Regions from separate parts of the Homo sapiens genome. Here region 1 is linked to region 2. Evidence: read pairs that join two places in POLR2A ChIA-PET (ENCODE). Cell type or tissue: OCI-LY7. All regions are shown on one strand.

What was found. Peaks named below come from ENCODE experiments on the same cell type or tissue, not always from the same donor. Only the 100,000 strongest peaks of a DNase experiment are listed, where the experiment ranks them.
Region 1: POLR2A ChIA-PET joins it to region 2 with 7 read pairs; 6 of 35 experiments call an interaction of 5 or more read pairs at or near these places.

Annotation. Positions count from the first base shown.
Region 1 is chr17:5,355,041-5,359,040 of GRCh38, reverse strand. All of the region lies in intron 8 of RABEP1 (rabaptin, RAB GTPase binding effector protein 1), which reads right to left. Among named protein-coding and RNA genes, the nearest start is that of NUP88, 63 kb to the left of the region's middle. In OCI-LY7, no CTCF peak of the experiment used is centred here; no DNase peak of the experiment used is centred here.
Region 2 is chr17:5,253,549-5,257,548 of GRCh38, reverse strand. No RefSeq gene overlaps it. Among named protein-coding and RNA genes, the nearest start is that of SCIMP, 21 kb to the right of the region's middle. RefSeq lists an enhancer at 2,526-3,031. In OCI-LY7, no CTCF peak of the experiment used is centred here; DNase peaks (open chromatin) are centred at 2,188 and 2,418; H3K4me3 peaks cover 741 bases; H3K27ac peaks cover 1,139 bases.

The sequences.
Region 1 (4,000 bases), 100 kb before region 2:
CCTGTAAATCCAACACTTTGGGAGGCTGAGGTGGGAGGATAGGTTGAGCCCAGGAGTACAAGACCAGCCTGGGCAACATAGAGAGAACTCCTTTCTACAAAAAAATTTAAAAATTAGCCAGGCATGGTACCACACGCCTGTAGTCTCAGCTACTCAGGAGGCTGAGGCAGGAGGATTGCTTGAGCCCAGGAGATCGGGGCTGTAGTGAGCTGTGATGGTGCCACTGTACTCTAGCCAGCCTGGGTGGCAAGAACGAGACCCTGTCTCAAAAAACACAAAACAAAAGACCCCACATCAGACTACTACATTGGCAATAATATCTTAAAAATGTTTACATCCTTGAATTCAGCAGTTCTTTTTTTTTTTTTCCTGGAGACAGTCTCGCTCTGTCACTCAGGCTGGAGTGCAGTGGCGCATTCTCAGCCCATTGCAGCCTCCGTCTCCTGAGCTCGAGGGATTCTCATGCCTCAGCCACAGTGAGTAGCTGGGACGACAGGCGCCAGACACCATGCACGACTAATTTTTGTATTTTTAGTAGGGATGAGTTCCGCCATGTTGGCCAGGCTGGTCTCAAACTCCTGGCCTCGAATGATCCGCCTGTCTCAGCCTCCAAAAGTGCTGCGATTACACTTGTGAGCCACCATGCCCGGCCAGGCAGTTCTTTTCCTAAGAACTCACACTAAAAAATAAAATAAAATAAAATCAGATGCATCCATAATGATTTTTGTACAAGGAAAAATTATATATAACATTATGACATTACTTATAACGAAAAATTGTATAGTAGTAAAAAATGGAACCAACTTGACTATCAGTGTGTTAATCACGCTTTTCATTTTCTGTATTTCATAATGTTTTGATTTACTGGAGGCCTTGCTGGCTGTGAAGAAACTGCTTCCCAGGACTAGCTAATTTCTAGAGATAATAAACAACTCACCTAACTGTAAACATGCCTTTCACACACAAACCATTCAATCCCAAACCCATATCCCAACCACCTCCCTTACCTAAGTCACACACCGAGCCAGTATTTCCCCTGCCCTAAATGAACCCAGGGCCAGTTCCAGACAGCTAAGAACAGACCCTATACCCCAAAGGCTGCTGGAATTAATTACCAGCCAGTCCTAAACCCTCTGCTCTGCTCCACTTTGCTTTTCCCAAAGAAACCACAATAATAGCTATGGCCCATGCTTTTCTCTCGCTCCTGCTCCTGCCTCCTGACCACCTCTGGTGCTTCCCTGCTGTGGCCATGCAAGGTGTGCTGTACCTCTGCTTCCAGGAGAACTGTGAGTAACACAAAACTTTTTTCAGGGGCATTGAACTCCCTATGTCATCACTCAGTCACCATTATGAATTAAAAACCAGGCAGAAGCTGGAAACGGTGGCTCACACCTGTAATCCCAGCACTTTGGGAGGCCGAGGTGGGCAAATCACTTGAGGCCAGGAGTTCGAGACCAGCCTAGCCAACATAGTGAAGACTTGTCTGTACTAAAAATACAAAAATAGCTGGGCGTGGTGGTGTGCACCTGTAGTCCCAGCTACTCGGGAGGCTGAGGCACGAGAATCGCTTGAACCCAAGAGGTGGAGGCTGCAGTGAGCCAAGATCACGCCATAGCACTCCAGCAAGGGTGAGACAGCAAGACTGTCTCAAAAAAACAAAAAAAGTCACAAATCAATTAGTAGGGAATTGGTTAAAAGAATTATGGTACATTGACACGCTGAAATTCTGTCAGCCACTAAATATCATTTCAGGGAAAAACATTTAATGATGTGCCAAAACCTTAGAGTAGATTTAAGTTGGGGAAAAAATTTGCACAAAACACTATGTAGTTATAATCTAGATTATGTTTTAAAAGTGCAAATAGAGCCAGGCATGGTGGCTCAAGCCTGCAATCCCAGCACTTTGGGAGGCTGAGGTGGGTGGATCACGAGATCAGGAGTTCAAGACCAGCCTGGCCAACATGGTGAAACCCCATCTCTACTAAAAATACAAAAATTAGCCTGGCGTGGTGGCTCATGCCTGTAATCCCAGCTACTCAGGAGGCTGAGGCAGGAGAATCGCTTGAACCTGGGAGGCAGAGGTTGCAATGAGCTGAGATCACGCCACTGCACTCCAGCCTGGGTGAAAGTGAGACCCTGTCTCAAATTTAAAAAAAAAAGTGCAAATAGAAACACATGTGTTCCAGCCGGGGCAACATGTTGAAACACCGTCTCTACAAAAAATTAGCTGGGCACGATGGCGGATGCCTGTAGTCTCAGCTACTCAGGAGGATGAGGCAGAAGGACCGCTTGAGCCCGGGAGGTCAAGGCTGCAGTGAGCCAAGATTGCACCACTGCACTCCAGCCTGGGTGAGAGTGAGACCCTGTCTCAAATTAAAAAAAAAAAAAAAAGAAATATGTTAACATATGTTAACATATATATTATCTCTGGAAAAGAAAATAAGGAAAGGAAGAAAGAGATACATACCAAAATATTAGTTGTTACCTCTGGGTAGGATGATCTATCAGTTATTTTTATTTTGAATGGTGTTTTCTATACTTCCCAAATTTTCCATAATGAACATTTTGTAGAGAGAAAAGCATATTATAAGCATCAGGTTAAAGAAAATGTGAGGTCTACAAATTTCAAATATCTTTAGCCATAAATCCAACTCTCCAAAGCATCTCAGATTAACTTTTGTGTGTGTGAGACAGGATCTCACTGTCATCCAGGCTGGAGTGCAGTAGCAAAATCTCAGCTCATTGCAACCTCCACCTCCCGGGTTCAAACAATTCTCATGCCTCAGTCACCTGAGTAGCTGGGATTACAGGGATCCACCACCTCGCCCAGCTAATTTGTGTATTTTTAGTAGAGATAGGGTTTCACACCATGTTAGCTAGGCTTCAGATTAACTCTAAACCAAGAGTTGTGTCATTATTCTCAATACAAAACAATTATATTCAACATTCAAACTGCAAAACACCAGCTCTGAAAGTCTACGGATCTGTTAAGAGAGAATCAAAAATAAAAATACTTCTCTGTAAATCACAACAAATGTCCCTTTCCTGTTTTCCCACTTTTCAAACATTCCTGGATAGATTACTGCATGATGAAAACACTATGTAATCATTGGCTGTACCCAAAACTTGAGACATTCTCTTGGGAGTCTAAATATTTTTAAAATGCACAGCAGAATTAGACCAAGTGGTTCCCAGTCTATGTCCCAGAACAAAGAATGAACAAAACAACTTCAATATACAGCACTTTTTAGTGTCTACTAAAATTTTTTTTAAGTTTTTCTTAAACATCAAACAATCTGTAAGCATGGGCATATATATAACCACCAGGATGTAGATTATGTATGGCTCAAAGTAAATCTGCAAAGTAAATAGAAACATGATACCCCTGAAAGTAAAGACAAGACCTGTATCCAATTTAAGTGCAATTCATTCACCAGGCCAGGAAAGGAGGTGCCGCAGGGAAGTGAGTGTGATTCTAAGCCGCAGGGACAGGCCACATGAGCATGAACAGTAAGTGCACAGGTCTGGCTACAGAGAGGTGGAGAGCAGTAAGTGAGGCTGGAAGGGCCATTCAACTGTGAATGCCCTTGTATGCCATGCTAGGGATCTTGGGGGATCTTAGTTTTTATTCTAAAGGCAATAAGAGAAGCAGTTCCTTCACTGATAACAAGATGAGCTTTGAAAGATGAGTAGAAGGATTTCAATACTCAGAAAGGCAATGGGAGGAAAGTACTCCAAATGAAGGAACCAACAGACCAAGTGGGAATACAGCCCAAGATGATGACCAACATGGCTAAAATGTAATCCAGATGATGAAGGGCCTTAATTGTCAGAGTGAGGAATGTGTGCTTAATTATATAGGTAATGGGAGTCAATGGTAGTTTTTGAGTAGGGGAGTGGCCTGACTGCAGCTGCACTTAAGAAAATGAATTTGACAGTAATGCTGAGGACGCAGTGGAATGGGACAGGTTGAGGCAGGAAACCCAATGAGGAGGCCCTT
Region 2 (4,000 bases):
CCTCGTGATCTGCCTGCCTCAGCCTCCCAAAGTGCTGGGATTACAGGTGTGAGCCACTGCGCCCGGCTGAGCTTTTCTGATTATATTATCGTTACCACTAACCCAACCCTCAAAAACTGGACATGGGGCTTGCAAAGATAGACAGATTGAATATAAACTAATAAAGCCAGCACAAGCCACAAAAAAGGAAATAGCAGACCTGATGCTTCTTCTCTTCATAATAGAAGTCCTTCGTTAGCCACATTATAGGTAAAAACATGATCTCATCAGATCTGCCAAAAATCTGGCAAATGAGCAAGAGGGAGTGAGAGAAATTATCAAAAAGAGTGTTTGCAATACATTTGTACATCCCTTATCACTAACAATGCCTTTCACCTTCAGTATATAGTCTGTCCTGAGAAAAATAATAATAGTCGTATGAGTAATTATAAACAAATAATTGGAATAGTTGGCAGCGTGTGCTCAAAAATGTTTTGTTGTTAGTGGTAAAATCACCTAACTCAGGAGATCATTCCAATGCCTGCAAATTTCTTAATGAATCCAGGACTATTTTTTAAAACATTTTTTATTTTTTGAGATAGGGTCTCACTCTGTTGCCCAGGCTGGAGTGCAGCAACTTGATCATAGTTCACTGCAGCCTCCAACTCCTGGGCTCAAGTGATCCTCCCACCTTAGCCTCCTGAGCAGCTGGGACTACAGGTGCATGCCACCACACTCAGCTAATTAAAAAAAAAATAGAGACAAGGTCTCAAAATCCTAGGCTCAAGCAATCCTCCTGCCTTGGCCTCCCAAAGTGCCAAAACTATTCTTGATCCCAGCACAATGTGTGACCCAGAGTAGGTCCTTAATAAATATTTGTTCAGGCCGGGAGCGGTGGCTCACACCTGTAATCCCAGCACTTTGGGAGGCCGAGGTGGGCAGATCACGTGAGGTCAAGAGTTCGAGACCAACCTGGTCAACATGGTGAAACCCCATCTCTACTAAAAATGCAAAAATTAGCTAGGCGTGGTGGCAGGCACCTGTAATCCCAGCTACTCAGAAGGCTGAGGCAGGAGAATCATTTGATCCCAGGAGGCGGGGGCTGCAGTGAGCTGAGATCACGCCATTGCACTCCAGCCTGGGTAACAGGGTGAGACTTTGTCTCAATCAATCAATCAATCAATCAATATTTGTTCGGTGAGTTAGTGAGTGAATGAAGGCATTCAAGATTAGGAACTTGCCAGTATGCCCAGCCTTGCCTCACCTCATCCCGGCCCCCAATGCCATTTCACCCTAAGTGCCCAATATCCAGACTGCTTACTGCTCCCTCAGAGTCTTCCCAGCCCATCTGTCCGACCCTGGCACACCTCTCTCAGCTTATTCCTACAAACCCTTTGGGACTTGAGTGTGAATGGAATCTTTTCTAACAAACCTTCCCTGACCCAACCTCTGCCAGATCTGGGCTGAAGACCCCTTTGGAGCCCTTTTCATATTGTTCGTAATTTTTAGTTTTATTTTTTGGGGCCCACTCCTTGAAGGCAGGATGTAGGTCTGCCACCAGAGTTTCTTTTTTTTTTTTTTTGAGACAGAGTCTGGCTCTGTCCCCCAGGCTGGGGTGCAGTGGCACAATCTCAGCTCACTGCAACCTCCACCTCCCCGGTTCAAGCGATTCCCCTGCCTCAGCCTCCTGAGTAGCTGGGATTACAGGCATGCGCCACCACACCCAGCTAATTTTTGTATTTTCAGTAGAGACGGGGTTTCACCATGTTGGTCAGTCTGGAGCCACCAGGGTTTCAATGAATATTTGCTGGATGAATAAATAAATGGAAGAAAGAATGAAACAGTTGGCTTGGGCATGGTATTCAGGCACAAGTTTACTATTATGATGTCAATCAAAGGCTCGCAGATTCCTCATTAGGTAGAATAAAGTTTACAGGAACCCATCCCTTACTGATGTTAGTCATTTTTCAAGGCTCTAAACTTTGCCTCTGGCCTTGGTTTTGGCACCCATCTTTCTCTGGACCAAGCTGTCTCCTACCACACACCCCTCTTCTCCCTTCCCCTTCTCTCTGTCATCAGATTGCAAGCTTGTACCCTGAGGGCTGTCTCAGGCAGCAAGGATCTGGATCTACAGGCTTGGTGAAGGCACAATTCCTAGTCTCTTGCCTTGAGCACACACAGGAAGTCAGCCACCCAGCCACAGTTATATTTAGATTCCTGTCACCTGATGGGGTCATCTGTTAATCAGGGCATAGTGGTAGGTGCAGCATTTTGGGAGTAAACTGAGGTAGGACCAAGGTAGAGAGGAAGTGAGCAGAAAAGTCAGGTACTGACTCCAGGCTCTTTGGCAGGATGAATATTCATGGCTTACATTACACCTAGAGAGATAGAAGGCAGACCAAAGGAGGAACTTGACTTGAGAGAGAAAACAGTTCTTGGCTTGGGCAGGGTAACGGTGGTGCCCCTGAGAGCAGCAGGAAGAGCTGGCCCCTTGGGGCCTCTTGCAGTCCTGAAGGCCAGTTGGGTGCAGGAGCAGGAGCACGGGCCCCTTTGCTGAGTGAGCGGGGCCGAGTGAGTGGTTTTTTTCCATAGGCAGGAATACCCAGCTGCGGTCAGCAGAAAGAGCTGTGGTCACAGGACCCTGTACACAGGGTAGAAACCAGAAAGAAGCAGACATAGCAGGAATTTTTTTTCAAGCTTCCAAGAGCCTTCTCTGCCCTCGATTTGGTTTATCAAATGACTGCTTTGGGAGCTGGGGGACGGGCCCTAAATTGTCATGGATCCAGTTGCTTCTCCCTCCTTTTCTTTTTCTAACCTCGCCTTCATTTCCAAATGACCCCCTTTTATTTCTAGAATCCACCCCCACCACTATAGTAGGTACCTTGCAAGGAGCTCCTGCCCACACTCCTTTCTTTGGCATCCAATCCATTCCAGATCCTGCTGACAGTGTTGGCTTCCCACAACCCACTCCTTTCTGAAATGCTCGGGTGCTGGCCCATCACCGGGGGATCGTCTACACCCCTCCGTCTGGCTTCTGAGTTCTCCATGTTCTGACTGACACTCACCCTTCCCAACCCCAGGCTCACCTTTCTTTCTTTTTTTTTTTTTTGACAGCTTTATTGAGTTATGATTGACATGAAATAAACCGCACCCATGGCCAGGCGAGGTGGCTCGTGCCTGTAATCCCAGCACTTTGGGAGGCTGAGGCGAGTGGATCACAAGGTCAGGAGATCGAGGCCATCCTGGCTAACATGGTGAAACCCCGTCTCTACTGAAAATGCAAAAAATTAGCCGGGCGTGGTGGCATGCGTCTGTAAACCTAGCTACTCAGGAGGCTGAGGCAGGAGAATTGCTTGAACCCAGGGGGCAGAGGTTGCAGTGAGCTGAGATCGCACCATTGCACTCCAGCCTGGGTGACAGAGCGAGACTCCATCTCAAAAAAAAAAAAAAATCAACTGACTATATATGTGCAGGTCTATTGCTTGACTTTCTTTTCTGTTTCACTGATCTATTTATGTATTACCTGCAACAATAACACATTGTTTTTTTTACTGTAGCTTTATGAGAATTCTTGAATCAAGTAGTAAGTCCTCCAACTTATTCTGCTTCAAAGTTATTTTGGCTATTCTAGGTACTTTGCATTTCTAAATAAATTTTAGAATCAGCTCATTCTACCAAATAAAGCCCACCAAGGTTTTGATTGGAACTGTGTTGATTTTGTAGATCAATTTGTGGAGAATTGAAATCTTACCAATATTGAGTCTTACGATCCATGAATATGATAGAACTTTCATTTATTTTGATTTTCTTTATTTCGATTTTCTTTATTTCTTTCTTAATTTTTTTTTGACAGAGTCTTGCTCTGTCACCCAGGCTGGAGTGCAGTGGCATGATCTCAGCTCACTGCAACCTCCGCCTCCCAGGTTCAAGCAATTCTCCTGCCTCAGCCTCCCCAGTAGCTGGGATTTCAGGCACGTGCCACCATACCTAGCTAATTTTTGTATTTTTAGTAGAGACGGAT